5 separate regions of the Homo sapiens genome follow, and all the other regions are linked to region 3. Evidence: chromatin contacts called from ENCODE Hi-C data. All regions are on one chromosome and are shown on one strand. Each heading gives the region's core, a stretch centred on a gene start or an enhancer-like site at or near the end of the contact. The rest is flanking DNA. Distances are from core to core; before and after follow the strand shown.

Region 1 (2,700 bases), core at 182-2,681, 710 kb before region 3:
GAACTAAAATTAGAAAGCCGCTGGCAAGGAAACATAAGAAGCATGGATAAGAGGCTGAAAACCGTAAGTCAGCAATGGGGATGGAGGTGGGTACAGGAAGAGAGCGAGTATCTATTTTGTTTTATTTCTTCTGTAATTCCTTAAGATTGTTTGCGCCTGAGCTTTGGGACTGCAGTAGTCTCCCCTACGGGGCGTCAAGTAACAGGCTGGGAGCTCTGGCAAGAAGTTCTCAAACTTCTCACAATTCTGCTAAGAGCTTGCAGATATCTAGCTGGAAGATCAAGGATCCAAGTAAAAACATTAAAGGAAGGTTTTTGCCCACTCCCCGGTGAGAGGTCATCTGCCCAGGGAGTGCTCTCGTGTCCTGACACCATCGCCCGACTGGGGATATATCAGTAACCGGGCTGTCGTCGATGCCGAGCAGTGCCCATCTGGTTGGCAGCGTCCGGGTCTCAAGCGTTCCCTCGCCCCTCTCTGTTCTCCGGGGAGCCCTGAATCGCTGGTGGGCATCTACAGTTAAGAGTGCAGGAAGGCCTCTCAGACACGGGGCGAACACAAGGGCTGTTGGCTGCCTCCTCAGAGCCGACCCAGGCATAGTTCGCCCAGGCGGGAGAGCGGCGTTGAAGTGGGTCGGCACCCGTCCGAGGGGTGCCAGGCCACCCCGGTGCCCGCTCCTCTCGCCGGCCCCCGGAAGCGCCGCCCTCCCGCCCGGCGGGCTCCGAGGGGGCGGGGAGTCGAACGCCCCCTTCCGGGTGCCTCCGCCCGGCTGGCCAGCCCCGCTCCTCCTCCGGGCGGGAATCCTCCCTCCCCCGCCCCTCCTGAAGCCGGGCCCCGACGCCAGACCCAGCCCCAGGGGGGAACCCCCGGCCTCGGCTCCCTCTCCCCGCGGCCTCTGCCCGTCTTCCTGACCCTTGGGGGCCGGGAAGACCCCGCCGGCAGCGGCCGGGACCCACCGCTCATTACGACATCTTCCTCCCTGGCCTCCGCCGCCTCCGCCGCCACCGAGAGCCTGACACCGCCCGCCAAGCAACCGCCAATCCCGGAGCCCGCCACCGCCCGAGCGACGGCAGCCTTCACCAATAAGCGCTTGGAACATTGGGGACCGACAGCACTATTAACCAATCAACCAGAGGCGTCTAGAGCGACGTTGATTTGACCAATAGGTCTGTGCAATGTCACTGATGGACGGTAGAGCGCACCAACCGAAAGCCAATTGAATAATGAGTGACATGTGCATCAGCCAATTGGAGGGAGGCAAAGTCCCGCCCGCTGGGTGGTTGATGTACAGCAACAGGAAGCTGGAAGGGGAGGGGCTTAGCCGAAGAGTGCTTTTGTATTGGTCGAGGTTGACCTTCCACCCACCTCTAACCCAGAGGATGAATGATAGATCTGCCCTGAAGCCAATCAGAAGTCCTTAGGGTGAGGCCCACAAATGCCCCAGAAATAGCATATACATTGCGCCCTAAGTCCAGTCTCGCCCAGGTGTGGCAGGAGCTTTTACCTGCTCTTCGGCAGTAGCCGGCTGCCACTCAACCCCATGCCTGGTGAGTGGAAAGCCATCAACCTTTTATTTAGTCCCTCTCTCGTTGTCGCCTGGGGAGGGGCGACTTTGTACAGTGAGGCACTGGGGTCCGGCACCATAGTGGGAGTTGGGGTTGTTTACGCGACACTTCTAAGGGGATTTTCACAATCGGTTAAGCCCCCGTTAATCCTCACATGGTTATTGCGGCGACCCCCATAGCCCACGGTCCCAAACGTGTGCATCTGAATCATCCGAAGCTCTTTCTAAAGGCAGGCTCCCCTGGCCGCCTCTCCTAATCCGACTCGGTACTTCACGGGGCGTGCCTAGAATCTGCATTTTAGCAAGGGCCTCGCGTGGACAGAATTGCACGCTTGAGTTTGAGAAGTACTGCTTGGCCTCTGCCCCACTTACCCTTACCTTCTTGAGATGAGGTAAAGCACTTGGTAGGCACTAGGCGGGTAGGTTTATCTTTGCTCCCAAGTCTCTTCCGAGAACTTGGGAAGGCTGCCTAGCTTAGTGAGGGAATCCATTCTGGCTTCAGACCAGTCTGGGTTTGAAACCTACACATCCCACTAACTTAGGCAGGGTACCGAAACTCCCTGAGCTTCATGTCCTCATCAGTAAAACGAGGTTAATCACACCTACACCTTAGCGCGATGGCTTAAAAAAAAAAAAAAAAAAAACAAACAAAAAAAAACATAGTCCATCAAGAGAAATACATTTTGCATACAGACCAGTACACTGCTATTTGTATGAGAGTGTCATAAAGTTTCCGAAAACAATGCTTACTACTTGTGACGCACTGATAGTTTCTATGCTTATCCTATCCTATCTTATTCTCCTTCTTGTTGATCATGACTGGCAGTTTGAAAAACACTGCTAGAAAAGGTTGGTGTGATAATACAAAATGCAGAGCAGAATACCGGGTACACAGTAATTGCTGAATAAATGTTAATAGCCTCTTCCAGTCTTCTCCTCTCAGTGTTAGCCTTTGAAAAACAAGACTTTAGACAATAATACTCCTCTAGTAAAGATCCTTCATGGGATCCGTATCTCCTAGATAAAGCCCAAACTCCTTTCTAGGCAAAGTCCTCCCACTCTTTTTTCTTCTTAACCTCAGCATCCACCAGAGGACACACTCTTACTGGTGTATCTTTCATGCTTTATCTCCTCCCTCT
Region 2 (2,700 bases), core at 88-2,587, 1.0 Mb after region 3:
AAATGGAAATTCGCAGAAACCTAGGTGCAGATGTTGCAGGGGCAGGTGAGTTAGTGTAACTTTGTGGGAAGACTAAAACCGTTCTGTAACGACTGTGAGGGTGTTTTTTGATAAGCAGAAGTGACGTATAATGCCGGATATTGGTTCTGGTAAGCCACAAAAAAGTGTGAAGCATTTTGCGTCTTCCTTTTTGGTAGTAGAGCATACATACCCTTCTTATCTGCCGAATTTGATGATTTAATGATTTGAACGATTTTTTCTTCAGTCATTTAAGCCAGTTTTGATGAATCCTAGATTAGTCTTTTAAATCTCAAGATACTCCACTCATCTTTTGGCAACTTTAAAGGGTGGTAGAATTACACTTTGTGTGACACTTTGTATTACATTATGTTTATGAATTCTTTAAGTCTAGGAAAGGTTCCATTATTTTAAAGGTCCTATTTTGGGGACAATATAAAGTTCTGTACTGATAAACTGGTCATGAGAAATGATAAGGTGCCACCACTTTAAACCAACTCTGGTAACGAGGTGGGAAGTTGGCTTTTTGTTGTGAGACTTGTGTTTCTTTATGGAGTTCTTTGTTAAACTTTTAGCATGGCAGTGAACTTCCTTTTGGTGGCGGCAGGAAGCATAAATACTCATTGTGTAATGCCATTTGCCTGTTTTGGCGGATCTGCCAAGCCATGACACCCAAAACAAGACGCGTGTTTCTTCACGAAAACTACAGTTCCCAGCGGGCCCGGCGCCGGCGGGGCCATCACTTCCCCTCTGGCTCCCGGCTGTCCCTTCCCGGGCTGGCCCGGCGCGGGCCCTGGCTGGGGCCTGCGCAGTGACTACGTGCACCCTCCCCACCCCGCCCAACTCTGGTGGCTGCGGAGCGCGGTGCTGGGGCTAGTGCCCAGCCGTGCTGCAGTATACGGAGGCTGGCTGCTAGGGACAAAGGGCGGGCGGCGGAAGCCGCTTCACTGGTCAGGGAGCTTTCTGCAGGGTTAGCCTTGGAATAGTGTGGTGCCGACGGCCTTACCCTCTTTACTACACAGTGCAAACAGTTCCTCGCTCACGTCCTCTCGCTCCGCGGCGCCGGCCCGCCCTGCCCCTCAACTGGCGAGCCGCACCGCCGGCCCCAGCACGGAGGGCATGTGACGGCGTCAGTGCCTCAGGTTAGACTCACCTCGGCCGCAGCGAGGGCTGGCTTCCCCCTGCCGCAGTGCTGCGTGCCGTCGCCGCACGTCCGGGGCAGCTGGGGCCGGGCGCCGCGGCCTCCGCAGATGGAGGTACAAAAACATCGGCCACGGCGAGGAGCCATGACTGAGGCGGCGGCGGCCGCGCCTCCTGGCGGCCCGCGGGGGCGGCGCGGCGGGCGCCCCCTGGCGGCGCGCCGGGGTGGAGCGGCCCTTCGCCGCCGCAGCCGCAGCCGGCGGAGGCGCTGCTGTCCCTCCTCCCCGTGTCCCCGGCGCTCGCCCGCTTGCTCGCTCGCTCCATTCTCCCTCCGCTTCAGATTAAAGGGGGGGAGGGAAAAGGAGCTCGGCCGCCATTTTCCCAGTGCCGCCGCCACCGCCGCCACCGCTCGCCGAGCCGGCGGGAGAACCGAGCACCGTAGCGAAGCCGACTCGTCTCGCCGCGGCGGCGCGGGGGGCGGCTGAAGCGCGCTCCCCGGCTGGAAAGAGGCGGCCGGGGGTGGCGGCCTGGGTGCGGGTTCGGGCTGCAGACGGCGGTGCTTGTTTGTGCGGGGCGGGGGGGCGGTTTCACTCTCTGCCCCCGCCCGCCCGCCCTCCCGGCCGGGCTGCGGTCTCCAGCCGTGCTCGGGCCCCGTCGGTGCGGAGCAAGGCCGGGAAAGGGCCCGAAAGAGAAGAAAAAGCAGCCGCTCCCCGCCGCCGCCTTCCCCTCCCCCTCTGCCTCGCCCCCCCGCCCGGAAAGTCAGGGCGGCTCCGGGCGTCGGGGGGAGGAGAGCGGCGGGCCCGGGCCGGAGCCGCCGTCGCGCGCCCCCGCCCGCCGCTGGCCCTCGGCGCCCAGGCCGGGGGGCTGTTTGCAAACTGCGCCCATTTTGTGGGGCTGAATCCGCCCGGGCTACGCTCCTCCATCACGTGGTAGGTGCTGCTGCTGCTCCTCTCCTCCTCCTCCTGCTGCCCTTTCTCCTTCTCCTCGCTCTCCCTGTGGCTCCCATTTCTCTCTCTCTTTGTTAGTTGTAACTAGAAAGGCAGGGCAGGGTAGAAAAATCCCCCGGAACTTTAAATGGCCTCTCCGGGCTTCCCTGCTGCGGGTCCGGGCTGGGAGTCGCCCCAAGGGCGGGGGTGTGCGGGGGCCCTTCCCCAGGAGCTGCCGCCTCGTTCGCCAGCTTTTCCTTTGGCGTTCTATTTAAAAAGGCGGCCTGAAGAACATGATTTATTCCCGTAAAAGAACCCCCCAAACAAACTCTGGCTCTCGCCTTGAACTTCTCTTGACTGCAAAAGGCCTTTCTCTGCTCGAAACACACATCTTGGCGCGTTGCACGGTTTGTATCACAACTCTGATTGTTTCATTTATTATTTTTGTTGCCTGTAAATTCAGGTCACTTACGTTTTCAGATGTAGTCTCCCTCAGGCGGACTTTTTTTTTTTTTAAACTAAAGAGGAAGAGGGATTTATTTGCTTTTAAGTGAGTTGGAATCTTAACTGCCTTTTTGGGGGCCTGTTTTCCGGCTGACGGTCTTTTGATTCTTAG
Region 3 (2,700 bases), core at 64-2,563:
GAAGGATGCAGTGTAGCTCTGTCAGCCTTGTTTTTAAAAATGAAAGAAAAAATATCTCCCTCTAACATCACCCAAAGGGAAATTTCCAAGCAATGGAATATATCATGATTCTCACATCTAGCCTAGAGAGCTCCTGACTAGAAAAGTAACTTTCAAAAACTGTTTCCTCATCTGCTGAAAAACAAAATTTAAACAGTCCCCTGGTTCACTCTTTTTGGGGGGAGAAGGGGAGCAGAAAGGAAATATGAGAGAGTCTACATTGCATGCTAGACACGGCCACATTTATAATACATCGAATTCTCTTAATCCTTTTTTTTCAAACTAAGCGAACATAAGTTCAGAGAGGTAATTTGCCAAGGACCTATGACTAGTTAGTGCTAAAGATAAAATTCAAAACCAGGCCTCTGAATTTCCGACCCCCTACTCTTCCCACCACAGCGGAATGCCTCACCTATCAAAAATAAAAATTTCTAATGGCCTATTGAGCTTTTCCATGATCTCTTCACCTAAGTAACTATTTCCAATTAATGCCTTCTTAGCAGACTGATCCCATTTTTCCTCCCTTCACTTTCCTATACTTCTTTTTCCTCTAATTTTACCCATCCTTCAAACTCCATTTTAAACTTTTTTTTCCTTCCATAGAACTTTCCTTATCTTATCACAATTGCCCTCTCTGAATTTTTATATTACTTATAATAGGCACCATATAATATAGCGTTCTCTGTTACACTGCTTTTCCCTTAAATAGACCTTAATCTCCTTGAAGACAGAAGCTATCCTATGTCTTTGGGGAGTGGCAATCTTTCCAAATTTCTTTAGCTTTCCCCCAGAGCCGTGAGTAGATACTTCTGGAATGGACGAATGATCTAAACTCAATAGACAAATACTTGTTGATTCATTAAAGACAGCCCCAAACTCTGCTGTTTCACCCTTTGCTTCATAATCTACAGCACACCAATTAATCCAAAAGGGCTGAGGGGCTAATCCACACTGCAGCCCCGCCACGTAACGCTACCCGCCCGCGCTGTCACGCCACGCCCAGCCTGCTGGTTGCAGATTTGGCGTAGCCCAACCCTGGGACGGCCGATTGGGCGTGGTGTGCGTGGCTGAAGGCGTGGCTGAGAAGAGAAACCTACGCTTTGGGTCAGACTCGGTAGCTTCCGGTAATCTTCGACAATTTCCGGCAACGGTTTTCTCTCTCGTCGACCAACCTCGGGTATTTCCGACTCCCTTCGGGCTTTTCCGTCTGGTTCCCGCTCGGCTTTCTCCACTTCGGGTATTCCCGTGTCCCGCTCGGAAGCACTCGGCAATCGCTCGGCCTCCCCCATCCCCCGGTAACGGTCGCTGGTGAGTTTAAATGAGCAGGGGCTGGCCGGGCCGGAGCCGCTACAGGGGGGGCCTGAGGCACTGCAGAAAGTGGGCCTGAGCCTCGAGGATGACGGTGCTGCAGGAACCCGTCCAGGTAATGATAACCTTCTTCTCTGGGGCTTGGCTGGCAGCCTCGGTCGGGAAGCAGCAGCGTAGGGCCACTCCGCGGCCTGGTGCGGCCTAGGCCCGGCTGCTTCTCCCGCCTCCCCTGCTGCCGTGTCCTGCCTATCTTTAGTCAGTTCGGAGGCCTTGCCCACAGCCTAAGCCGTGTTACCTCTGGCCCTACATTACTTCACCCTTAGCGTGAGCGGCTTCGGCGAAAATAACCGCCTTTCCCGTCCGAGCCAACGTCCGGCCAGCCTTTCCTGTCAGTCCAGGGGCCTGGCTTGACTGGGGGTGGGAGATGAGGGGCCGAAAATGCACCCCAAGCGCTCTCTTGCCTAAAAGATGATCGAGAAGCACATTTGATCGGAGCTTGTGTGATCTTCGTGACGGTAGGGCAAGTTTACGGAGGTTTTTTTTATTTTGTCTTGTATGAGAGGGTGGAGGGAGCGTAGGATCGGTCTTTTTAATACTAATTTCTATTTTGGTAACAGACTTCCTATCCCACGTTTCCTTTCTCGGTGAATTTCCCACCGGACAATGATGGTTTGAGAAGACAACTCCAAGCCTCAGTGCTGAGGCGCAAGCACCAATACCAGGGGAGGAGGTGGAAAGGGCACATTTGGGTTGTTTTCATCCTCTCTGATGGGGATCAGGAGCATTTTGTTGTGCATGTTTATAAGGCATTCAGGAAATGAAACACAAATAATGGTGTTTCTGTCCATTTCACTGCCTTTACACCAGGGTATGCTTTGACGCACAGTGCTGTGTTGCATTAAAGGAACCCTATTGGATTTTAAGTGTGTGATGCGGTGCCAAGTCATTTTCCCCCCTGACATCTGGAGAAACTGTATCTTTTGTGCCTTGGTAATGGACCAGGTCTGGGAGACTTCATCCCACTATATGATCTTTAACTTGATCAGAATTGACCTCTATCAACTGCTGTCATTGAGTCATGGACTTTATTTTGAAGTTATAAAGCAAACTGATTTTTAGAAATTCCTTCATATTGCCCTTAAAAGGCTTGAGGTATCAAACAGTAAATATTTTAATATATCACTACTTTCATATTTATTTCATTTTTCTAAACAGCATGAAATACTCATTTCTTCTAGTTTGGTTTTTTTCTCCAGCTGTTTACATATAGCAGCTATTAGTGTTTGAATTAATAAAACGTAAGATTATATCTTATGAAATTTACCTGTCTGTAAGTTGTATTAGTTTTTCTAG
Region 4 (2,700 bases), core at 14-2,513, 920 kb before region 3:
CCCAGGAGGCGGAGTCTGCAATGAGCCAAGATCACACCACTGCACTCCAGCCTGGGCGACAGAGCAAGACCCTGTCTCAAAAAACAAACAAATAAACACTGGAACAAATACAAAAACCTAGACACCAAGTAGTAATTTCTAGCAACCACTCTTCTCCATTAGATTCCTCCCCACAGATACCACTCCTCAAAAGAAAAAGCTCAGTTCTGCCTCTGGAGAAGCAGCAGGAAGTTCCTAACTTTAGTTCTCTGATCTGGGAGATGGATCTGTACTTCATCCAAATAAGGCTAGAGTCAGTGACCATAGCTAGTTACATAACTTAGTGTTAACTACATTTTCTGGGCCCTTTCAACCACATCTGAAGTTTCCTTTACTTTCTTCACCTGTACCAGCACCAGTAGCTCTGGTGAGTACCCGATTGTTTGCTGTTTACAAAGTAGATTCATCGTAAAGCTTTCTAATATAGTAACAATGCAAGGCTTTAGTCTCACCATTTATTTTCTCTCCCATTTAAACAACTTCAAGAGACAGGTTAAGAAACAAATCAGGTGATAAAAGTAGATGGAACTACTGAGACTACCGTCCCTTCTTACTCAATCTTGAGCCTTTAGTGCCAGATGGCAGAAAGCAATTCAAAAAGCTCTCGCTCCAATTATAAATATCACAGGTACTAAACAGAGGAAGCTCCCAGTTCTGACCAAGCTCTGTGTGATCTCAACCAAGCAGTTATGCTCCATCTTTTTGTCCATCTCTAATCGTACGCCTTTCACTTGGAAGGTAAGTAACAAAGGCGACCACAATCTACCGCCAAGTCTCCCGTGTCCACGTAAAATACTCGCCATTGCCCCCAGTCTTAGCCATTTAAGTAAATGTCCCCAGAGTCTTTTACTACGGCCACTCTTTCTCCATTCTCAACAAACTAGGACCGAAAGGTCCACATGGTCCTTCTTTCTTTCCGATTAAGCTTGGGGGGTAGGAAGTGAAAGATACACTTTGAAGGTAAACTGAAAAGCCGGGTTTCCTTTCTTGGATCCCGAGCAAGCCCTTGCCTTAATCCCGGGTGGTAAGAGAGTCCCTCCCTAGGATGTAAAGCGATGCCACCATCCCGAGTGCCACTACTGACGCTCAAGCCCACGCCCCCTCACAGGAGAGCAGCACCCACTCCCCAGGCCCCGCCCACGCCCTCTCACCTGAGAACAGCACCAGCTCCCCACAGCGACACCGCCCGCGCCCCACCATATAGCCAGATCACGGCTTCTCCTTCCGGGTGAGTCGCCGGTGCCCCGGTGCACGACGGGAGACGCCCCAATCCCGGGTGCCCGGGACGCCCCGCCCCTACAGGCCCGGGCTCTGAGTGGGATTCCCGCTTCCGAATAGCGCGGCTCCGCTGGCCAAGGCCCCGGACTGGAGTCGGGATCCCCCCTCCACTCACTTGGGACGCCGGAGAGTGCACGCAGGTGCCGGGTGAGGGACGGCGAATGGATATCCAATCCGGGGCCGCGTTCCGCCCACTGTCAGGGGAAGCCAATCAGCGGCCAGGGGGCGTCAGCGACGGGCAGCCAGTGGGTCCCGGGAGCAGAGGGGTGTAAGGGGGTTGTTACTCTTGTTCTCGCTATGCGAGGGATAGTCTGCAGTGTGGGAGGTTCGGGGCTTTAGGAAGCCCACATCCCTGGATCCTCACTAAGTCCCGAGAGCCACCATTTGAACCTCGTAGTTTGCTGTTCCCCAGCGGAGCTATCAAGGGGACTCCGATTCAGATTCGTAAAGCCACGGACCGATTGTCAGAGTGAAAGTCAGACTCGAGAGGGTCCGGCGACTCAGATTGCTCACACCGAAACAAACTCGAAGCAATATCATGCAGCTAGGGAGCAAGAGAAAGCCGTTCAATGTGTTGGTGGTCTTTTAACAACTTATTTAAAGATAATTTCAGCAAGCCTAGCGCGGTGGCTCACGCCTGTAATCCCAATACTATTAGGGAGGCCGAGGCGGGAGGATCGCTTGAGGCCAGGCTTGAGACACGCCCTACCAACTTAGGGAGACCCTCGCCTCTGCAAAATATTTTAAAAATTAGCCGGGCATGGTGACACGCGCCTGTAGTCCCAGCTACTCGGGAGGCTGAGACAGGAGGATGGCTTGAACCCAGGGGTTCGAGGCTGCAGTGAGCCCTGATCACTGCAGAGCAAGACCCTGTCTGAAAAAAAGAGAGAGAGCTAAAAGGAAGAAAAGAGAGGAAAGAAAAGAAAGGGGCCGGGCACAGTGCCTCACGCCTGTACTTCCACCACTTTGGGAGGCGGAGGCGGGTGGATTACCTGAGGTCAGGAGTTCGAGACCAGCCTGGCCAACATGGTGAAACCCCGTCTCCACTAAAACTACAAAAATTAGCTGGGCGTGGTCATGGGCACCTGTAATCCCAGCTATTCAGGAGACTGACACAGGGGGATTGCTTGAACCCAGGAATCGGAGGTTGCAGTGAGACAAGATCGCGCCATTACACTCCAGCCTGGGAGACTCCATTGTAAAAAATAAATAAATAAAAAGGAAGATAGCTGGGTTCTCCTATGTGCTTCCCCTTTCTCTGTTGTGCTCTGTTGTTTTGGTACATTAAGAAAATTCAGCCTTATATAGCTATGTAGTTGAGAAAAGGAAGAGTATTTTTAGCCTTCTCAAACAATTCTGAATACTCTTCTTTGATACTACCCA
Region 5 (2,700 bases), core at 1-2,500, 540 kb before region 3:
AATCTCCCCCCGTACACACACACCACCACCACCGCTACCACCACCACTACCACCACTAAAGCTGACCTGAGCACACCAGCAGCAAAGGAGCCGGGGGAGGTGGGCGCAGGGGGCCCGGAGATAAGGGGCTCCCTTCCCCTCCAGTTTCCCACACAGGAGGCCCAGGCGTCCTGTCCGCCCAGAGCACAGGCTTTCACTGCCCGCTGCGACTCCTCTACAGTAGAGAGTGGGGCAGGGGCGCACACCAATTCTAGGTGAAGCCACAGTCACCCTTCCCCTAAATCAAGGTGACTTCTCACTGTCCCGCACTCACCCGTCTCCCTTGTGAGTCCTCTGGCTGTTGGTGCAACAGCCTGGGCACAGACGCCCCTCCGGAGCTTTCCCTGTCCTCCTAACAACCCCATTCCCCTGTCTCCCTACGCTGAAGCCAAAGCAGTGAGGGACACGGAGTCAGAAGCATTGTCGAGCCAGAAAAACAGACGAGACGTTCTTGTTCCGGCGCGGGCACAGAGGCCCCAAGGGCCGGCGCGCCGCACTCACCGTCCCTGCTTGGTGATGATCATCTCTGTCTGGTGCTGATTAAACTTGGACCACAACAGGTGGTTGTTGAGCGCGACCCTCAGTTTCCCCGACACCTCCAGTCCCGCGGGTAGCGCGTAGTCCTCACGCGGCCCCGGGTAGAGCCCGGCGCGCGGGTCCGGGGCGGCGTAGCCCTCGCCCGGCTGGTAGCCCTCGGCGTCCGCGGGCGGCGGGAAGGACTCGCCCGCGCCGGGGAAGCCGGCCGCCTGGGGTCGCGGCGGGTAGGCGTAGGCTCCAAGGAAGCGGCTCGGCGGGGCGGGCACCAAGGCGCCCCCCGGGTAGGGAGACCCCAGGCTGCCGCCCCCGCGACGCTCGTCCGCGTCCTGCGCGCCCGGCTCCGGGTAGAAGTAGCGGTGCTGCGGGTCGGCGCCAGGCGCCCGGCCCTCGTCGCTCCCCGGCATCGGCTCGGTGCCCGTCAGCATGTCTCCGCAACCCGGCTCCACGATGCCCATCCGGGGCGGGCTGGCACCTTCCCGTAGCCGTCGAGGACCCGCCCCTCCGCGCGCGAGAGGGTCGCGTGGGCTGGGATGGGCAGGGAGCAGGGGGCGGGGGACCCGAGGGCCGGGTGGGGGACCCCACCGGAGCCCGGGCTCTGACGCCTGGCTTCTACGCCCTCGTCCGGCAGGCGCGCGGCAGCTCTCGGGCTTCCTCTCCAGCGGGCCGCTGTCACTAGAGTCGCAGCGCTTTGCTGTGGCTTTATGAAGCTCTCCGGCTCCCCCCCACTCCGCCACCTCGGCCCTGCTCCGCCTCGCCCCACCCCGCCCTCTCGTGGCTAATACTAGGCAAATTCTACGCTCTTGGCGAGTACTGCAGGGCCCCCCATGGTGGAGAGAAGCGAGAGCCTGCGCGCACCCTGTAGTTCGAAGATCTTGCTTTCTGGGAGTGTCAGCTCCGCTGCCTGACACACCAGCCCGTGGCTCTCTTCTGGACCCTCGGGGAAATTCAGCCCAGCTTTGAAGTCTCAGCTCAAAGGCCCTCTCCTACAGGAAGCCTTCCGAGATGGCCCAAGTGGGACTCGCTGGGCATTCTCCTGGCACTCAGAGGCTCGGAGCACGGGCACACTAGAAGCAACTTTGACCATGAACATTCAATCGATCTTTATTGATACCTACTGTGTGCCCAGACTCTGTGCTAAGTGACCTTTCGGGTTGCCCTCTTTCTCCCCACCAGAGGTCCACATGTGCTGAGTTGGCTGCATCTTGTAGCTCTAGCCCTGGGGGCAGACCTGGAACCTGATGGACAACAGGAAATGTTCCTTAAAGCGCACTGCATCAGCAGCAGCCAGGGGTTTGCAGGGCCCTGAGCTGGGCCTGGCAGGGCCCACAAAAGCTCCCCTACCCTGCATGGCAGTCATGGGCACTGGAAGTAGCATTGGGCTGCCAGTGCTGAGAGTCCCAGGTCTGGCTCTGCCTGCCAGGTATATGTGACCCAGGCAAGTCATTTTCCTTGCCTGAAAGTCAACCTCACGTGCCTCATCCATAGACTGGGGGAAATAAACAGATCTACTTTTCAGGGGGGCTGCAAGCCTTACATGAGAGGGTGTACGTGTGCAGCACTTTCCAATCTATTATTATACCTGGATGGAAAAGCTGCTTTGAACAGATTCAGAGCCGGCTGACAGGAAGGAAACCCACCACATGCTCTGAAGGGCTGCCTCGGAGATAGGACGATGGAGGCTTTTCTTTCTCCATTTTCCTTTTATGTTAACTAATGTATTAGACTCCTTTTATGATGAAAACTATCCGTTTCCCCCCCCCCAATTGAAAATAGCATCATTGGGAGTTTTCCTGTGTATAAAGATGAAACATACTTATATAGGAAATTTAAGCAGCACAGAAAAGTAAAAACAAGACTGTATAAATCACCCCAAATTCCACCCCCTAAAGCCAAACAGGATTAACATTTCAGTGAACACCCTCTGAGACCTCACTCCTTATATACTCTCTGTCTCTGTCTTTTGCACACATGCACAAATATATAATTTATATAAACACTACACATGCTGCTTTATAATGTGTACTTTTTTTTCACTCCACAAGGTGTCATGGAATATTTTGCATATCAGTATATAGATAAAGATTTACATTTTTAAGAGTACTTTGAAAAATACTTTAATATTTT

Evidence for each region. Hi-C counts contacts between places; a loop is a spot of excess contacts on that map. Pooled maps may share reads with other maps.
Region 1: a loop to region 3 is called in a pooled map, with 12 times the contacts of the local background. The contact joins the promoter of SP2-DT here to the promoter of CDC27 in region 3. A Hi-C loop is called at or near these places in 10 of 50 pooled maps.
Region 2: a loop to region 3 is called in a pooled map, with 6 times the contacts of the local background. The contact joins the promoter of KANSL1-AS1 here to the promoter of CDC27 in region 3. A Hi-C loop is called at or near these places in 7 of 50 pooled maps.
Region 4: a pooled map shows a loop between it and region 3 (8-fold over the local background). The contact joins the promoter of SNX11 here to the promoter of CDC27 in region 3. A Hi-C loop is called at or near these places in 7 of 50 pooled maps.
Region 5: a loop to region 3 is called in a pooled map, with 4 times the contacts of the local background. The contact joins the promoter of TBX21 here to the promoter of CDC27 in region 3. A Hi-C loop is called at or near these places in 7 of 50 pooled maps.

Annotation. Positions count from the first base shown.
Region 1 is chr17:47,894,547-47,897,246 of GRCh38, reverse strand. It overlaps SP2-DT (SP2 divergent transcript), which reads left to right and starts at 1,431. Exons shown (of 3, transcript NR_135480.1): 1 at 1,431-1,544. SP2 (Sp2 transcription factor) reads right to left here and starts at 1,011. Exons shown (of 7, transcript NM_003110.6): 1 at 954-1,011. The coding sequence starts at 960. RefSeq lists silencers at 512-941, 2,490-2,700.
Region 2 is chr17:46,192,210-46,194,909 of GRCh38, reverse strand. It overlaps KANSL1-AS1 (KANSL1 antisense RNA 1), which reads right to left and starts at 1,337. Exons shown (of 2, transcript NR_034172.1): 1 at 1,172-1,337. It overlaps KANSL1 (KAT8 regulatory NSL complex subunit 1), which reads left to right and starts at 1,481. Exons shown (of 15, transcript NM_015443.4): 1 at 1,481-2,087.
Region 3 is chr17:47,187,908-47,190,607 of GRCh38, reverse strand. It overlaps CDC27 (cell division cycle 27), which reads left to right and starts at 1,313. Exons shown (of 19, transcript NM_001256.6): 1 at 1,313-1,462. The coding sequence starts at 1,436. It also overlaps a transcript of MYL4 not described here. RefSeq lists enhancers at 1,389-1,578, 1,109-1,705 and a silencer at 1,739-1,788.
Region 4 is chr17:48,106,329-48,109,028 of GRCh38, reverse strand. SNX11 (sorting nexin 11) reads right to left here and starts at 1,263. Exons shown (of 7, transcript NM_013323.3): 1 at 1,191-1,263. RefSeq lists a silencer at 1,098-1,257.
Region 5 is chr17:47,731,786-47,734,485 of GRCh38, reverse strand. TBX21 (T-box transcription factor 21) reads right to left here and starts at 1,250. Exons shown (of 6, transcript NM_013351.2): 1 at 541-1,250. The coding sequence starts at 1,031. RefSeq lists an enhancer at 462-511, silencers at 692-861, 892-1,431 and a promoter at 1,243-2,700.